Linked DNA regions of Homo sapiens: region 1 is linked to region 2. A link is an interaction called in ENCODE POLR2A ChIA-PET data of the cell type or tissue named here. Cell type or tissue: PC-3. All regions are shown on one strand. Each heading gives the region's core, and the rest is flanking DNA. Links, peaks and the distances in the headings are about the cores only. Region 1 overlaps SPRED1 (sprouty related EVH1 domain containing 1). Region 2 has its middle 58 kb from the start of SPRED1.

Evidence for each region. ChIA-PET counts read pairs that join two places held together with the same protein. Peaks named below come from ENCODE experiments on the same cell type or tissue, not always from the same donor. Only the 100,000 strongest peaks of a DNase experiment are listed, where the experiment ranks them.
Region 1: POLR2A ChIA-PET joins it to region 2 with 7 read pairs; 6 of 35 experiments call an interaction of 5 or more read pairs at or near these places.

Annotation. Positions count from the first base shown.
Region 1 is chr15:38,262,992-38,272,706 of GRCh38, forward strand. All of the region lies in intron 1 of SPRED1 (sprouty related EVH1 domain containing 1), which reads left to right. Among named protein-coding and RNA genes, the nearest start is that of SPRED1, 15 kb to the left of the region's middle. In PC-3, for the core only: no CTCF peak of the experiment used is centred there; no DNase peak of the experiment used is centred there.
Region 2 is chr15:38,189,787-38,199,501 of GRCh38, forward strand. No RefSeq gene overlaps it. Among named protein-coding and RNA genes, the nearest start is that of SPRED1, 58 kb to the right of the region's middle. In PC-3, for the core only: no CTCF peak of the experiment used is centred there; a DNase peak (open chromatin) is centred at 3,915; H3K27ac peaks cover 1,622 bases.

The DNA of each region.
Region 1 (9,715 bases), core at 2,910-5,409, 73 kb after region 2:
TAGGACAGTTGACTGGAGGGAGAAGAAAATGAACTTCAGTTGATGAGGAAGAATGTAGTAAGACAACAAAACAGAGCTGGGAATAGAGCATTTGGAACTATTGGGGACTCATATGAGAAGAAATTCAAATGTCCAACGATTATTTGACTGAATGTGAAGGAAGGAGTAGGAAGGTTGTGGGATGACTTGAACATTTTAAATTTAGGCCGCTGTAATGCTTTTAAATGAAGGTGGGAATAGAGATGAACCCGGTTTTTTAAATGGGAAAATAACCCAGTTTTGATCTTTTTTAGTCTGGGTGCTTACTGGATGTCAAGGTAGAAAGTGTCCAACAAGGTGCTTTAACTATAGGTTGAGTTCTCAAAAAGGTTAAGAGGGTAGAGTTATAGTGACATCTTCAGCATATATAGTAGTTGAGGCCAGTGGAAAATTTCCCATTGAGAATATTAAGTAATAATGGAAAGATGACAAGTGAGAAACAGCAGTGTTTTTAAGGGAGAGTAGAAGAAAGAAGAGACGCCAAAAGACGGAAGTGGCTTAAGTGGTAGGAGAGCTCTGAGAGGAAAGTATTTTAGAAGCCAAGGGAAAAAGGAGTATTGAGAAAGCGTTAGATATCACAGAAAAATTAGATTGGTGATTTCTAAGACAAGGATATAACCGTTAGGATGTCATTGACCTTTGTGGGAGTAATAATGGGGACAGAAGTCAGGTTTTGCTATAGGTTGAGGGTGTCCAATCTTTTGGCTTCCCTGGTCTACTTTGGAAGAATTGTCTTGGGCCACCTATAAAATACACTAACACTAAAGGTAGCGGATGCGCTAAAAAAAACGAATCACAAAAAAAATCTCATAATGTTATAAGAAAGTGTACAAATTTGGGTTGGGCTGCATTCAAAGCCGTCCTGCCACATGCAGCCCATGGGCCGCGGGTTGGATGAGCTTGCTGTAGATTAAAGAGAAAATAAGAAGTGCTGAAGCAGAGAAGTCATAGAGTAGATGCTAGTCATTTAGGGCGAAGTTAGTAGTTGAAGTTTATTTGTTGGCTCATGTCAGTAGTGGAGAAGAAGAGAAAGAAAGACTTAAGGAATGGCATAATGGATGGAGCAAGGCCTAGGACAGTCTATCAAATTGTTTTACTGGTTGTCACACACTGTTAGATTTAATCCTTCTAAAGATCATGTGAGCTAAGTATCCATAGTTTACAGATGAGATAACTGAGACTCATGAAAGGTTTAGTAACTTGCCATGGCCACGCAAGAGAGTAAAGTGGTAGAACTGAGATTCAAACTGCACAGTATTTATACCACACTGTACGTCATATACTTTATTGACAGACTAGATTTTAAAGAAAAAATTAGCTTGAAGTGGTAGATTGACACATAGAACTGATAGCTGTTTTGAAGAACTGCAAGTTTTGGTAAAGTTAAAGAGCTTGTAGAGTGTAAGTGGGAAAAATGGAAAGACAAAGAGATTTTGATCATAGAACAATGGCTCCAGAGTGATGACATGTGAGGGAAGATTAAAGTAGAAACAGGGATGAAGGTTATTGGAGAAGCCAGGATCTGCTAAAATGTTTTTTTTAAAAAAGAGTGAACAGTATGGATGTTTGGATAGCTAGGGTGGTATCAGGAGTTGAGGTGGAGAGAAATCCTAAGCCAGTGCCAGTGTATTTAATGTGAGTGTGGGTTGAGTGACTTAGAGTGCTGGTATCACTGTTGCCACCTCCCTCTGCAATCAAGAGAGACAGGGGTAAGGATTTTGGAATTGGAGGTTGAAGAAAAGGGTATTGGGGAAGAGGATAAGAAAAGGGAAGGGTTTAGCTGGGAAGATTTGAGAGTATTTGCAATGATAGGATGTCATGTAATAATGGTCCTATCAGGAACGAGTGATTCTGAGAATTAGCAAGTAGAGGGGAAGAGAGACATGTAAATAAACTATCCAAATTAAGGTCTTATTAAGAACTTTACGTTTTTATGAGAGGCAAACCAAGATGTTGACTGATATTGCAGGGTTTTATCCAATACATTATATTGTCATTTATGGGATTTTGTAGCCTTTGGGTTCTCCATTCTTAATGTGGTTAGAGAAGCCCTTTCAAATAAAAATTTACTAATTTAAATTTTACAGTTAACCTGGTGTTCACAACTAACATAATCCTGGGGTTACTGCTGACTGTAGCATTAAGACATTGGCAAATAACATAACCTGTCTTTGTCCTTGCCTTTTATCTATAAAACCAGGATAATATGTCCCTACTTCAGAGGGATACAACCTCTGAATGTAACCTCTCTCCCTACAATAACATTTTTTGATTAGAGATAAAAGAATATTAAACAGAACTTTTAGTTCTTCAGAAGGAAGGTACTATGTTTATAAAATAATCAGTGCTCATTTTCATTTAGCCTGAAGGTGGGGTCGCTTTTTAAAAAGGATTATTAACCTACTAAGAAAAATTGTGTTTCATTTTAAATGTTAGAAAGCAACTTTTCAGAAAAACTTAAAATCTAAAAATTCCAACATTAGAAAAAAATTTATATTGTGAAAATTTTCTTCCATGTTCTGGGCAGACTGAAGAGGTAGATGTAACTAGTCTTGAGTAGGTTAATAAGACAAACAACTAGCTCTAAGTAGTTTTTTTTTTAATTTTTAATACAACTATTTAGTTATAAAAGGAGTATATTTCTAGAACTTATTAAAATAATTTTAATACCTGAGCACAGTTTGGAAGTCTAAGTAGATTCGGTGTCTTGCCATCATTTTTAATGGAAAAAAACATCTTACAGTTCAATCCAGGAACTTTCAAATATTGTTGTATGGCAAGCAGAAATCTATTTTCGTGGGAGAGAATGGGAGAGGAAGATTTTTCAGCTTAGGGGAATTATTAAGTTATTAAAGGTTTAGAATTTAATTTTTTTGCAGCTGTAATTAAACTAAGATTCCTATTAGATGGACGCACTATTTCTGCCAGCTAGAAATTCATTGTTCTTGATTTAGTCTGTTAACTGTAATTTGGACAGCTGATGGTCTGTATGCTCATGTTTAGTTAAGTTTTATGGTCATTAAAAGCTAAAGCAAAAATACGTTTACATTTTGCTTTAGCCTGATGTTTAGTCCTAGCATTCTGAAAAAACTGTATAATTTGTTAATTCAAAAATAATTGCCTTGGACACATAATCAGAAACTTGGTTTAGGAATGAGTTATGTATGAATCAAAATCTTAAATGAGCATAAATCAGGGACTTAAAAATATGATGAAGAATGCACATACTTTTTCTCTTGATGAAGGTTATTGGATCCAAAAATCAAACTTAATTAACTTAGTAACAGTTAAGAACATATAACAGCCTTAAATGATGTATCAAATTAGGGCCAGGCACGGTGGCTCATGCCTGTAATCCTAGCACTTTAGGAGGCCGAGGTGGGCAGGTTGCCTGTGCTCAGGAGTTGGAGACCAGCCTGGGCAACATGGCAAAACCCTTTCTCTACTAAAAATACAAAAAAATTATCCAGGCATGGTGGTGCATGCCTGTAGTCCCAGCTACTCGGGAGTCTGAGGCATGAGAAATGCCTGAACCCGGGAAGCTGAGGTTGCAGTAAGCCAAGATCGTGCACTGTGCTCCAGCCTGGGCAACAGAGTGAGACTCTGTCTCAAAAAACAAACAAACAAACAAACAAACAAACAAACAGGATATTCTTCAACTTTGTATTATCATTTTTAAAGAGAAGGAGAGTGGCGAGAGATGGATGAGACAGACTGGCTTCTAGCCACCTTAGTTTTCCTTAGCAATGTTTCCTAGTCTTGATACTTGAAGAGCAAGCAAACTGAGCTTCTAAGTGAGCCAAAAAGAAAAAAAAAAAATTATTGGATGTTGTATATAGACTCTACTGCTTTTGAGTCCGAACTGTGTTTTGTGTACTAGGCCCTAGCATATAACACATAAGAAGCATAATTTGACTTACAATTACTGGCTAATAGCAGATCATCCAATTTTTGCATTTACCCTATCTCAGATTTAGTCAGGTGGTATAAGGAAAAAAATGAAAGTAAGCTAAAATCCTTTAGGAAAACAATGAGCAATAATTACATCAAAAGAAATCAACTAAAAACCCAGCACAGCTTTCAACTGCATCTAGTTCCATACACATTTTTGCTTGTGTACATACACATATTATTTACCTGATTAAGTATATCACCTGATATACTTAATATAAAGACTTAGGCGTATATCTAGTTTTTAAATAATCATTTTAGTACTGTAATATTTCACATTGTTTTACCAAAAGTTTACCTACTTGTTATCTCTTTAAAGAACACTTTAGGTTTCCAGCTCTTTGCTATTACAAATAACATTTTTAAGGAGCATCTTTTTGCATATAAATATTTTCTTCTCTTTAGTAAAATTTCTTAAGATAAATTTACAGGAGTGGGATAAGTGTGTCAAAGAGTACAAGTGGTTTTTTAAAATTCTTAATATGAACTGCCACTTCTGAAAATTCACATTTTTTTCTATCGTGGATTATTTGTAATGAAATTTGTTCTTAAATTTCTTAGATTCCTTTTTTGTTCTTTGGTACCTTGTGGTTTTATGTAGCTCTCAGTACATAATTAAATGACAGCTCATATATGAGTAAGTAACAGCATTGGCCTAAAATCATTTCATGCATTTAGTCTTTATAATAACCATGTAAGTGTTTGTTATAATGTTACTACTCCCATTTACAAAGCCAAGGAAACTGAGGTGCAGGAAAGTTAAATGACTTGGCAAAGATTACATACTTGGTAAAGTCTTATGATTCCAAAGCCTATGCCCTAAAACAATGGCTTTCAGACTTTTTGACTGCATCACAGTAACAAACACATTCTGCATTTTGACACTTTGACATCAGCAGTGTACATACACGCACGTATGCCCATAGGATATACATATGAAAAGATTTAGTGTTTAAAAAGCTTTCCATCTTTTCCTAATACACATAATTAAAAACATTTCATATTGGGAAAACAACTGTCCTAGTGATTAGAATTCAGTGTTCACATAACTCTGAGTTAGTTTACTGGATTTACAAATAATTATATACTTATAAAAGATTAATTTGCAATACATTGCTATATCATTTGGAGCACTTCAGTGAAGACATCTGAAAAAGCAATGATGTAATAACATTTGCTGTCTCTACTCTAGCTACAGCAATTCAATTCTGAATTCTTCTGCAGTCCCTCACAGCTCAGCCTTGAAACCCACTCTTGTGAGTATCCTATGCCTTTTAGTATTATCTCTTATTTTCATGAAATAAGCTGAACATAAATGTGAATCTTCACTACCAACACGGAGGTACATCCTTAGAGGAGAACAACATCCCAAATACTTCACAGTAGTTTAGAACAGGGAATTTTTCAATGGCAATGGGTCTCCATCAGCATTATGTTTCCATGTAGAATGGAATAGAATACCAAAGTCAGCCTGTGTGTTGTCACAGTAAGTCTAAGTTGTTTTGTGAAAAGTTATGTGTGTGCGTGATACACTTACCCTTGTGACTACCAGTCATTCCCAAACAAATTCACAAGGATGTTGAGACCATGTAGGGGGTGGGGGAATAGCCTAAACATTTAAAAGTGACCAGGGTATAGTAAATGATAAATCATCATACAGGACCCATCATTTAAAAAGATATTGTTAATACTGTGTTATTTGAGCATACTTTCCTTATTGCTTTATGTTAATGAAAGTAAGGTAATTAAAAGATTTTTCACAGGTTGTGTTAAAAGTGTATGGCTTCAGTCTCTTAACCTTGTTTTCTAAGTTTTTACTGTTCATTCCTTAATAGTAACCATATCATCTTAGTTGGAGAGGGATTCCTATCTACCTCAGTACATTTTCAGTCTTTGAAATCATCAGATTATAAAGGAGTTGTAGAAACAGAAATCATATTTATAGTACTAACTTTTTTCTTTTTTTTTTTTTTTTTTGAGACAGAGTCCCGCTCCGTCGCCTAGGCTGGAGTGCAGTGGCGCGATCTCGGCTACTGCAAGCCCCGCTTCCCGGGTTCACGCTATTCCCCTGCCTCAGCCTCCTGAGTAGCTGGGACTAAGGTGCCCACCACCATGTCTGGCTAATTTTTTTGGTATTTTTAGTAGAGACGGGGTTTCACCGTGTGTTAGCCAGGGTGGTCTGGATCTCCTAACCTTGTGATCTGCCCGCCTCAGCCTCCCAAAGTGCTGGGATTCCAGGCGTGAGCCACCGCACCCAGCCAGTACTAACTTTTTTTTAAGAGACAGTGTCTCTCACTTTGTTACACAGGCTGGAGTGCAGTGGCACAATCACAGCACGCTAACCTCGAACTGTCAGGCTCAAGTGATTAATCTGTCTCAGCCTCCTGAGTAGCTTGGACTACAGGTGCCTGCCGCCATGCCCAGTAATTTTTAAATTTTTTTGTAGAGACAGGGTCTTGATTTTGTTGGCCAGCCGGGCTGGTCTCAACTCCTGAGCTCAAGTGGTCCTCCCACTTCAGCCTCCCAGAGTGCTGAGATCACAGGTGTGAGCCACCATGCCTGGCCCTTACTACTAGCATTTAATTCATTGTCTCTCACTGTTTTTTCCAAATGTTTGTTACTTTACTGAAAGATACTACCTTTGTTATCTGCTAAAATTTTTACTTCCATTTGCTGCCAGTTGGGCTTTATTAGAATTCTTTGAGAATCTAAAGCAGTGAGTACAATAGAACATTCTGTGATGATGGAAACATTCTGTTTGTGGTATCCACTATGGTAGCTACTATATAGTTATTTGGCTGTACTTGAAGTGGTTTGAGTGACTGAGGAGTTAAATTTTAAATTTTATTTAATTTATATAGCCACAAGTGGCCAGTGTTGACTGCTGTATTGGATGGCACAAATCTGGAGCATTTCTTTCTTTCTTTTTTTTTTTTTTTTTTTTGAGACAGAGTCTTGCTCTGTCTCCCAGGCTGGAGTGCAGTGGCACGATCTTAGACCACTGCAACCCCTGCCTCCCAGGTTCAAGTGATTCTCCTGCCTCAGCCTCCCGAGTAGCTGGGATTAAAGACGTGTGCCACCATGCCCGGCTAATTTTGTATTTTTAATAGAGACGGGGTTTCAACCATGTTGGCCACGCTGTCATGAACTCCCGACCTCAGGTGATCTGCCTGCCTCGGCCTCCCAAAGTACTGGGATTACAGGCATGAGCCACCATGCCCAGCCCAAATCTGGAACATTTCTATTCCTTCAAGCCCAACACCTTTTTTGAAAACTATGACATGTTCTCCATTCACTCTGCTGAAGAAAGTTTCTAATTGTTTTTTCATGGAGAGGTAACTTGAGGTAGCATAGCTTTTTCCAAAATGTGGAATTTGCCACTGGTATGTAAGATAATTTTAGTTGTTTCACAGACATGGCATTTATATTAGTCTGTTCTCACTGCTATAAAGAACCATCTGAGATGGGTAATTATTAAGAAAAGAGGTTTAATTAACTCACAGTTCTGTAGGCTATACAGGAAGCTTGGCAGGGAGGCCTCAGGAAACTTACAATCATGGTGGCAGGCAAAGGGGAAGCAAGTATTAGCAAGGCAGAGCAGGAGAGAGCCAAGTGGGAAGTGCTACACACTTCAAACAACTAGATGATCTGAGAACTCTATCACAAGAACAGCGAGGGGGTAGTCTGCCCCTCTTTCAACACATGGGGATTACATACTCGACCTGAGATTTCAGTGGGGACACAGAGCCAAACCAAATCAGCATTAAATTAAATTGAGAAGTTATTCCTTTCTTAATACTTGTTGAATTTTAAATTAAAAAAATGTATGTATGTATGTATATATACTAATTAGTATACTAATCTTCATATATCAGCTTTTGTACATATGTCTCTTGAACTGAGTGAAATGTTTTCTTTAAACATTTCTTGTTGATACCTTTGAGGTAGTGCTTTGTAAAGCTAATCATCTTTATGATCTGCTAGATGAACCATAGATTGTTGTTCATTTGTTTGTTTTGCTTTATTTTACCTTTTAGACACTGGGTTTTTAAAGATAAATATTATATAAAAATGATTCTTCTGGTGATATGAGAATTTACTTAATAATTATTGAGCGACAAAGTCATTAGACCCAATAATAAATACCTAATTATCCGTGTATCATGCCAAAGTGTGATATTATCTAAATGTCAGATGTTAAAGTGTTTAGATTCTATGAAAATAGTGTTTAGACCTGTTTCAGTAAGGAAATGTCTTTTAATTCAAAGTCATGTGTATGCTGCATATTTTAGTGGTAATTAAATGTTTCAGTGCAGCAGACCCTAAAGGATCAATCACACATGTGCATTGGAATGCTGGGCTAATAGAAACAGCCAAACAGATGGAGATCAGGATGTTGCAGCATTTCTTAGTAGTCACATTTAGTCCATCTCCTGGATTTTACATTGCTCTTAGGTTTGACAGTCATTAATGTTGATACTTAATGAAATAGAGACAGCTAACATTTATTGAGCACTTATTATATGTTAGAGAAAGGATAGAAACTAACATTTTTGAAGCTTACTCTGTTCCAGGTGTTAGGACAGTAGGCTTTAGAGATGAATAAAATCTAGATCTTTCCATCGTGCAGTTCTCAACCTAATGTTAGAAGTAAATGATTGATTGGTTCTTTGGTAAAAAAGGACTTAGAGATATTGATTCCCTGCTAGAGGAAATACATTTTTCCCAGGAGAGTGAGAAAAACTGCTGAAAATAAAAATTATTTCATTAAAAAAATTTCCATTCTTATTTTAGATTTGGGGAGTACATGTGCAGGTTTGTTACAAAGGCATATTTCATGATGCAGAGGTTTGGGGTATGACTGAACCTGTCACCCAGGTAGTAAGCATAGTACCCAATAGTTTTTCAACCCTTACTTCCCTCCCTCCTTCCTGCCATATAGTAGTCCCCAGTGTCTATTGTTCCCATCTTTATGTCCAGGAGTACCCAATATTTGGCTCCCCCTTGTAAGAACAGTGGTATTTGGTTTTCTGTTCCTGCCTGAATTCACTTAGGATAATGGCCTCCAGCTGCATACGTGTTGCTGCAAAGGACATGATTTTGTTCTTCTTTGTGGCTGCATAGTATTCCATGGTATATATGTACCACATTTCTTTAACCCACTGTTAATGGGCATCTGGGTTGATTCCATGTCTTTGCTTCAGTGATCATGAGTGCACGTGTCTTTTTGGTAGAACAATTTATTTTCTTTAGGATATATACCCAATAATGAGATTGTAGGGGTCGAATGCTAGGTTTTTTTTTTGAGATGAAGTCTTGCTCTGTTGCTGAGGCTGGAGTGCAGTGGTGCAATCTTGGCTCACTGCAACTTCTGCCTCCCAGGTTCAAGCCATTTTCCTGCCTCAGCCTCCCAAGTAGTTGGGATTACAGGCACCAACCACCACGCCCAGCTAATTTTTGTATTTTCACTAGAGACAGGGGTTTCACCATGTTGGCTAGGCTGGTCTCGAACTCCTGACCTCAGGTGATCTGCCTGCTTCAGCCTTCCAAAGTGCTGGGATTACAGGTGTGAGCCACTGTGCCCGACCTCGAATGGTAGTTTGGTTTTAAGTTATTTGAGAAATCTCCAAACTGCTCTCCACAGTGGCTGAACTAATTTACATTCCCAGCATTGTGTAAGTGTTCCTTTTTCTCTGCAACCTTGCCAGAGTCTGTTATTTTTTAA
Region 2 (9,715 bases), core at 2,679-5,178:
AAGAAGACATTCATCCGTACTGACAGGTCTCCCTTTAAATTCATGACATTCCTGACTAATAACTTTAAGCATGCAGTTCATGAGGCCCAGCAGGCATAGCACATTTCCCTGATTCATTTACTATTATACTCTCCTAGACAACAATTCTCCTCTCTCCTAAAACTTCTAACACCTCCTCCCCCATCTTCACTTTCAGCTCTTGACCTTGATTGCTATTTCCCTGAGAAAATAGAAACAATCAGAAGAGAACTTCCACAAGTTCCCACCAACACACAAGCAACTCCATCCGCCCACAAGCATCTGGGCCCAGATACACCGCCTTCTCTCCTTTACCAGGGATGAACTTTCCGTGTTGCTATCTAAGGCTGAACTCTCCGCCTGTTCACTAGATCCCAATCCTTTTAAATATTCAAGAACATTGTTCCAGAAATTCCTCCCCTTTCCTTCTCCTGCATCACCATTTTCCCCCTCTTAGCCAGATCATTCCATCAGCATATGAACATGATGCTATTTCTCCCATCTATGTTGCCTTCCAGCTACAAATTCATATTTCCATTCTTCTTCACAGCAATTCCTCTGAAGACTTATCTACACTCGTGTCTCTAAAATCTGTTCTCCCATTCCCTCTAGAATGCTGTTTAATCAGGCGTTTGCCTCTTCCATGTTCCAAAACTGCTCTCCAGCAATGATGTCCACATTGCTAAATCTAATGGTCAGTTCTCTCATTTGACGCCTCAGTAACGTTTAACATCATCGTTCGCTCTGTCCTTCTGGAAGTATTTTATTAACTTCTCTCTCAGGACACCACACTTTCTTGGTTTTTCTCCTACTTCCCAGCCACCTAACATTTCGTACCCTAGGATTTGATATTCCCTCCCATCTTTCCCAGCTGTCTCCATGACTCACTCTCTCGCCTCCTTCAGATGTTTGCACAGATGTCACCTGCTCAGTGAGACGTTTCCTGTCCATACTATTAAAAGTAATGGCAAAAACCGCAATACCTTTTGCACCAACCTCATATTTAAAATTGCAACGCATCCCTCCTTTAATACCCCTAATCTTTTTCTTCTCAGTACTTATTACCATCTCCAGCGTTATCTATTTTGTTTATCTGGCTAGAGGTTACTCTATATGTACCGTTTGCTGTAGCTGTAGGTAGCAGAAGTTAAACTTTCCTGTGGTATCCTTATGTTCATATCCTCTGTTGTCCTTGGGTTTCCCTAGAGACACCCCAAATACCTGAGATGCACAGTTCTTTCCCGTTGTTATTATACAGGAGCCCCATTGGTGCTGTGGTGAGGTGTGAGGGGAGAAGCAGCATTCTATAGTCCTAGGATTGGGTCTCAGCCTTTTCGTGAGCCTGTGTCCCCAGCCTGTGACCTTCATGGGTGCTTCTCCGTTTTGCTTTGATTTGGTTTGGTTTGGGTTTTTCCCATAGAAGAGACAGGAAAGTTACTCAGGGCTCGAGTTGAGTTTTTTCCTTCTCCCAAGGCAGTTAGTCTCCAGGAAGACCCCGGTAGTTTAGACTCTGGTAAAATCGTTTCTCTTGAAGGCAGTCCTTGTTAGGAAGAACAGAATGCTCTGGGCACATTTCAAAATAGCTCATTTTCCTCTCCCCCTGCCAGAAGCACAAGGGGATTTTTCTCTGATCTTCACTATGAAAACCTGATAGAGCTCTTGAAGGTAAAACTCAGGAAAGCCTGGGGGCCTCCCTAAGACTGGGCCCCTCTGGAGTTTTTAACTCTCAAACTTGTACACACTGAGCCTTCAGCAATTTGGCACTTACAGATTAGGTTTTCCTACCCCCATACTGGTTCCCACTGAGTTTTAACGTAAGTTGTGATTCTCTGTATCTGCCTGGCTGGCTGGCTGGCCAATATGGGGGCAAAGTTTGCCCTATGATCTCAGTTCTCTGATGGATCTAGAAAGAGTTATTGATTTTCAGTTTGTTCAGCCTTTTTCTTGAGAAAAAAAAAGCTTGAGAGATGACTTTCATGCTCCTTGTATGTAGGACCAGGAACCAGAAGTTTATTTTACATATTTTATTCATTTGTTTCTATTATCCTTCTCACCTACTAAAATGTAAGTTCAAGAAGAGCAGGCATTCCTGTCTGTTTGTCCACTGCTTTATTCCCAGTGCCTGGAACAGTACCTGACACGTGGTAGATGCTCAGTTAATATTTCTTTGAAGAGATGGAATGAATGAACAAAGAATCTCTCAGTAGTTTCCAGTAGAGAAATTTGTTAGTTGGGACCATTGAACATAGACAGTCCCTGCGCCTGGAAAGGTCTTTCCTGTCCCCAGCCTTCCCCTTTACCTGCTTAACTCCTAATACATTCCTCAAGTTTCAGCTTATATGTCAGCTCTTCGGGTAAACCTTTCCTGAACTTTGGGTTGAAAATCATGGCACTCATAACCCTATTACCTGGCACACTTATTGTAATTTAATAATTAGATAATCATTTATTTAAATTTGTATCCATCACAAGGTTATAAGCTCTTTAAAGGCAGGTACTATGTTTTGTCTGTTGATTTTGGTACAAGCAGCACCTAACAGACTGCTTGACTAGATGCTCAATAAATATTTGTTGTATGAATAAAGGCAACACCTTGTCTGGACAAGACAACTGGATTAGTACCACTTCACAAAGTCCTCTAGAACTTAGTGCCTTAAAACAACAATAATCATATATTGTCTCTCATGGATTCTGCAGGAATTCAGAGTGGCTTAGCTGGGTGGTTCTGGCTGGGGAATTGCATGAGGTTACAGTCAAGAAATCAGCCAGGGCTGCAGCCATTTGAAGGCTTGAGTGGAGTTGGAGGAGGCATTTACACGGTGTATCTTCCACATGCAGGCTGTTGACAGAAGGTCTCAGTTCCTCCCCATGCAGGTGTCTCTGAAGGCTATTTAAGTATCCTCACAACATGGCAGCTGGCTTCCCCCAAAAGTGGACAACATAAAAGAGAGCAAATGGAAGTGGTGATATTTTTTATGGGCTATCTTTAGAGGTCACAGATCATGACTTCTTGCCACATTTGGTGTGTTAAAAGTGAGTCGCTACCTCTGGTGGACATTGAAGTGGCAGGGAATTAGACTCCAGCTTTGAAAGGAGTTGTGTCAAAGAATTTATGGACATGTTTTAAAACCACCAAATAACCCATTAACAAATTAATGGATAAGGAGATGAGGAAAAATTTGATGTCATGACTCAAAATCAATTTTCCCAGTTTTAGAATAGAGAAGCAAAAATAACTCCACAATAGTTTAAGAGCACTATAATAAAAAAAATCAGACAGTAGATTAATATTTGGGATTACTTCTTTACTTTAATACCAACATGGATTCAGAAGTAAAATGTTCACAAATGCTTTGACATCTGAAAGCATCCTGGAAAAAAAATTTTTTTGACCAAATCCTGGAAGGTCAAAGGCCAATGGCCAGCACAGCTCTGCAGAAAATATCAGTGAGTAAAGTAAGGAATGAAACAATTGCAAAATAATAGCAACTTCTATCCTTGCAGAGTTTACAGTCTGTCCACTCATTGATTGCAGGGAACAGGAATATAGAATTTTGTTTTCTGCTGATTTATATCAGCCATACATCTGATCCTAGGATTGGAGAACTGTGCTGATAAAGGGCAAGGTAAGAATTTGAAAAAGGCATAACTTATACAAGCTATTGTAATAGTACCATCATACGTATTGCCAAGCAGAACTTTAGCACAAACCAAGATCCCTTAATCACTTTTTGTGAAGAAGAGGTTAGTATCAGTGTCCTGGCTCCCAGTTAGGGCATATACTGTCTTGTTAAAAATCTCTTGTTTTAATTGAGTGGTGCTGTCTCCTTCCCTTCCTTTCCTGGGCCATTTTTGAGCACGGAAGAATGGTTTGTGAACCATGTAAATAATAAATAACCCATGCCACACCACATTCACATAAAAAATGGTGGTGACTCATAGTGGCAAGAAGTCCAGTTTTAAAAATGTGTGAGTATGTTTGTATTTCTTTTTCATCTGAATTCCTACAAAGTAAAGATTTCACATAAGTGATTTTTCCATATGACAGAAACTTACTCCTTCAGGCACTCACACATTGTTATTTAATTTTAACTATTGTTAATGGAAACATTTGTAAAATACCATAGATGATTCTACACTTTTAAACTAAGTATGCTAAACTTCAACCTTTTCTTGATGATTCTAGATTCTCTTCATGGTTATCAAAAGTTGTTCTTTATTTTACAAGGCAATGGAAGGCCAGGTGAGGTGGCTCCCTCCTGTAATCCCAGCACTTTGGGAGGCCAAGGCGGGTGGATCACCCGAGGTCAGGAGTTTGAGACCAGCCTGGCCAACATGGTGAAACCCTGTCTCTACTAAAAATTAAAAAAAAAAAAATTAGCTGGGCATGGTGGTGCACAGCTGTAGTCCCAGCTACTTGGGAGGCTGAGGCAGGAGAATTGCTTGAACCTGGGAAGCAGAGGTTGCAGTGAGCCAGGATGGCACCATTGCACTCCAGCCTGGGCAACAAACAGTGAAACTCCATCAGGCAACATAATACAGCAGAAAGTTTATTGAATTAGAAATCAGAATGACTTCATTGAGTTTTTTAACCTCTCTGCCACACAGTTTCCTCATCTGTAGAATGGGAATATTATCTTCCCTGGAGTTCTCTTTGTTGATGATAAATATTAAATTATATAACACATGTAAATATTATCAATTATTAAATATTAAAGTGTAGACACTGAAACAAATGACTGTTTCAGCCCAAGAAGTGTTACATGGCTATGATTTTGGTATTCTTGTGTTTACTGTACCTGCATCATGATTCCCCAAAGCAGTTAGATTATGTCTAAAGTTACAGCAAATAGATCCTGAGTAAATGGATTCTACTTTAAAAAAAAGAAAAAAGTCTTACTTTTGTTCATATAGGTTTTATTTAAAATTCCACATATTTTTGATATCTGGAGTTCTCTTTTGCTTATTTTTTCCTTCTTTGCTCTTTTTGGCTAGTTGAGTTTGATAGATGGGAGATTTCTGAGTCACTGAAGTTTTATAATCTGTGTAACTTTTTTCAGCATGAACACAAATGCCATGAATATTTAATGTAATATTTCCCATGTTGACTGTTTCTCAAAATAGATCTAGGTATATAAAAATATGGCCAATGCTGACATATTTTTTTCAGTGTGAGTACAGCCACTGAGATCAGTATAGCCACACACCGTGGCCTACGTGGTTAAGTTTTCCAAGCATTTGGGGAAAGTGTTACATTGACATAGTTCTAATATTACCATCAGGCTTTAGAACATGGATTCCTAAGAAACCATAAGTTCAGCCAGCCACATTATAAACAGAGTAGATGGCACTGGGGGCATTATCCCTCCAGAGTTGTTGCATAAAGCAATGTGTCTCTCTTCCAAAGAAAACCCTTAACCTCACCTTCATAATTTCATCACAGAGCAAAAGAATAACTGAGCTACAGAAAATGCAGGCTCCAAATTTGACAGTGGTTCTGAAAGTCATTTCAGGCAATGGCTAAAGCAGTAGTTTCTAAATGCTGGACTGTGGCCGAGGGCATCAGACTTAGCTGGCAAACTTATTCCTAGCTCTGACATCACACTACTGAAATCAGATCTTTTGGAGATGAGGCATAGGCATCTGTACTTTCAACAAAACATCCCGGTGATTCTCCTGAGCAGGCCATATTTGAGAATCACTGGTCAAAATTAGGTAATTGAGATTGCCCCCACTCTGCACTATCTCACAATTGATAGAATGCTCCACAGAGAGGCACCGGACTCTACCATTCTCCCCCGTCAATAAACACTCATCTAACAATAGTACTCTGATTTCTATTCCTTCACCAACTATTTACTCAGCTCTTACCACATGCATTGTGATGGCTGCCAAATTTACAATAATGAATAAGGCAGAGATGGTCTCTTCCATCCATGAGCTCAAAACCCAGCGGTAGGAGGAGGGGGAGGTGGTGTATTACATATTAAGCAAATAACCATTAAAATTTCTGTATATCATGAGTGCTATAAAGGGAAACAATAGAGTGTTTGAGAAAGTATGACTAGTGTTCAACTATTAATGGATATGAGAGTTGTCAGAGAAGACTCCATCAAGAAATAACATTCAATTTGAGATTTGAATAATGGGCATCGTTTAGGACTATGAGCAATCCAAGATTAACAGCAGGTACACGTACCCTGCTGCAAGAGTTTCACTTCTTGCTTATGCTTGTTCTCAAATCGGAGTCTCGGATCCACTGAACAATGTGCCTTAAGGCAGCTTAGGAAAAGAACAGTCAGAATGAGAAGGAAGTCCACAGCACCAGTGGAGCCCATTAAGAAATCCCAGACCTGGATGTTTGTTTATTGTCAGTTTCCAATCTAGGGGTCTCTTAATCAGATTTTACATAGTTTAATCTAAAACAGTGGTTCTCAATCTTGGCTGTACATTGGAATCTCCTAGGAAGCTTTTAAAAATTCTGATGCCTTGGCTTCACTCCTAGAAATTCTGATTTAATTGGTCTGTGGTGTAGTCTGAACATGAGGGTTTTCTAAAGCTTTCCAGATGATTCTAACGTGTAAACAATGTTGAGAACCACTACTTAAAATAGGAAAATATTATATCTAAATTTATCAACAAGGAAAGTCAAAGGAGAGTTATAACAATCTGTGTGTTTTATATATCCCTGTTGGAAAGTGAAGAACAGCTGCTAAAATTGAACCTTAAGTCACTAGCACACCAACCACTAAAGATGGCCTCATTGACTCTCTGCTTCACATACAGATGACTCTCTTCAGCACCTGATTTGCTTTTATGAGGCAATCTTTTACATCTATGGCTGTGTGTGCTGGGCTAAGAAAGAAGATGTACATGAAAGTTAGCAAAATATCTTTTCCCTCAGAAAATTTGAAGTCCATTTGGAAAGACAGGACTAACAACAACAAAATAATAAAATGAATACAGTTCAAGGTACTAGTTAAGACAACAGAAGTTCAAGAAATGGGGGCAAGAAAAGCTTCACTGAAAGCTGGGCTGATCAAAAGAGACAAGAATATATAGGATCTAAGTGATACGGGAAGAGCAGAAAAACCAAGGCAAAGCAGCAGGAATAACCATGGTAGAAAAAGAGAATAGGGAAGAGACCTGCCTCATCCCCCACAGTGGGAGTTGAGAGTAACAAGAGATCAGCAATCTCTCCTGCTGAAGTTGGTCAATGACCAGCAGCCATTGTTACATCTTGTTTTTCAGAGAACCATTCTTCTTAGGCATCTTCCTTCATAATGAAGAAGGGTGGTTTCATTTTTCCATTTCCTTCTGTAGGAAAGATGACTAGCCATTGATTTCCAAATGTTTAGATGTCAACAGCCAGGTTTTACAATTTTTAGTTTCTCATAGATCCCCTTGTCCCCCTGGGCATAGGTAGGTAGAATAATCTCTCATATTCAATCTCTCAGGTATAAATTTCTCCAGATGACATACACAAAGGGGAATAAAATCATAACTATTACATATTATGTGCTTACTAAGGCACTGGGGAACATGAGGTAACATACATTATCTCGTTTAATCTTCACCACATTTCATTAGGAAACTATGATTCCCCATTTTTCAGATGAAAACCATGATGCTCAGAAACAGTAAGAGATTTGCCCAAGTTTGCACAGTAAGCAGTGGAACTGGCACTTTCACCCAAGTTTAACTTGTAGGTACTGCCTTTTAAAAATTTTATAACAGACAAGAAATTAAGATTCTTGGTATTGCTTTACTAAATCCAAGACCTCAGCGATCACTGTGCAGCAGAAACATCTGTGGCACTTTTTTTGACTATAGAAGTTTGGACCATCCCCCAACCCCACCTCAGAACAACTGAGAATCTCCAAGGCAGGGCCTAGAAATCTATATTTTTTAAACCCCACACATGATCATGACGTACAGCTTGGATGGAGAACAATGGGCCTATTCAGTGGCAAGGGCTGGGAAACATTTGTGTAGCTTAAATGCTACTTCCTGTGCTTATATGCCGGTCTATACAAGGCTCCTCACTTTGAAATATGTGTAGCATTTTTCTATTTAAACTGTTGGAAACAACCATAATAAAGAAAACAGCGATGATGAAAACTAATAGAAGCAAGTTTGAAAAGACACTCTACTATGGAGAAGCTCAATAAATCCCAAGTTTGGGACACTTGTGAAATGTCACCATTTCTAGTCAGTAATGGCCTATGGGATTGTTGCATTCTTCAAAAAGTATTAAAACATATTACACTAACCCTGTTTTTTTGGTTTGCTAATGTGCTTGTGGAGCTGAAGGCTGTTTGAGACTAACACAGTTGTTGATTTCAAGCTTTTCAGCATATATTTACTGCACCCTTAAAAATTATCTTCTTTAAGGCCAGGCACAGTGGCTCATGCCTGTAATCCTAGCACTTTGTGAGGCTGAGGCAGGCAGATCACGAGGTCAGGAGATCACGAACATCCTGGCTAACACGGTGAAACCCCGTCTCTAGTAAAAATACAAAAAATTAGCCGGGCGCAGTGGAGGGCTCCTGTAGTCCCAGCTACTCGGGAGGCTGAGGCAGGAAAATGGCGTGAACCTGGGAGGCGGAGCTTGCGGTGAGCTGAGATGCGCCACTGCACTCCAGCCTGGGTGACAGGGTGAGACTCCATCTCAAAAAAAAAACAAAACAAAAAAAACAACAAAAAAAAACTTTTTAAAATACATGCTAATAGAGGTCAGATGTTTACCACCATGGCAGAAAATGTGGTTTGAGACAGATTTGGGCATCATCAAATAATGATGATTTTGTTCACCAGTCACAGTATCAGCATTTTTTAATGTTTTTACAACTAGCATGTGATTATTGCAGGCAAAGGGGCTTGGACTAATCATGGTAGGCTGGGAGAACCAGAGAGGACCTTTAGAATATTTGGAAATAAGGGGGGGATAGGAAAATTTGGGTCAATCCTTTATCTTTTTGTTGGGTAGCAATTAGTTTTCATGTTGTTCAGAGTATCATTCTGAAATGATCATACTCAAAGCTAAATTTTCTTTCATTTGGAGCAAAGGACTCTCACTCAAGGGCTGTCTGTATGAAATGAGACCTAAAAAGGAAACTTCCTAAAAAGGAAATATTCTTTCATCTTTGTTAAGAACTGAAAGACATAAATGAAATAAAGTTTTATAAGCTTTATGAAATCTTTTGCTGAATGTGGCTTTTTGGAAGGTCTGTACTAATAAATTGTTTCACAAGCAATTGAAAATGACGAAGAAAGTAATGCTGTCAAGTTGTTTGCTATTTCCTAAGTATAAATACAAGATAATATAAGTAATAAGTCAACTTCTGGAGATAAGAGTTTACCTGTCATGACATCTTATGTAACAACTTATAACTTCCCAGGTTTTCAATAACAGACAAGGACACAGCAATTAAAGAAGAGTTTGGGAACACATTAACTCAATACAAGCAATAAAATTAAGGACATAAATTCATTTGCCTACCACCTCTTGCATATTTATTTGTCACAAATGGTTTAATACAGATAGGGAGGGCAGTCTACCTAGCATCCCCATATTCCATGATTAGCTGGGAGGTGGCAATTATCCGTGGCAATTAACACAGAGAGAAGGTAGAGGAGAGCAATTAACATCACAATTTCTGTGCTTTATGCAAGTCCAAATTGCCACCGATTTTTT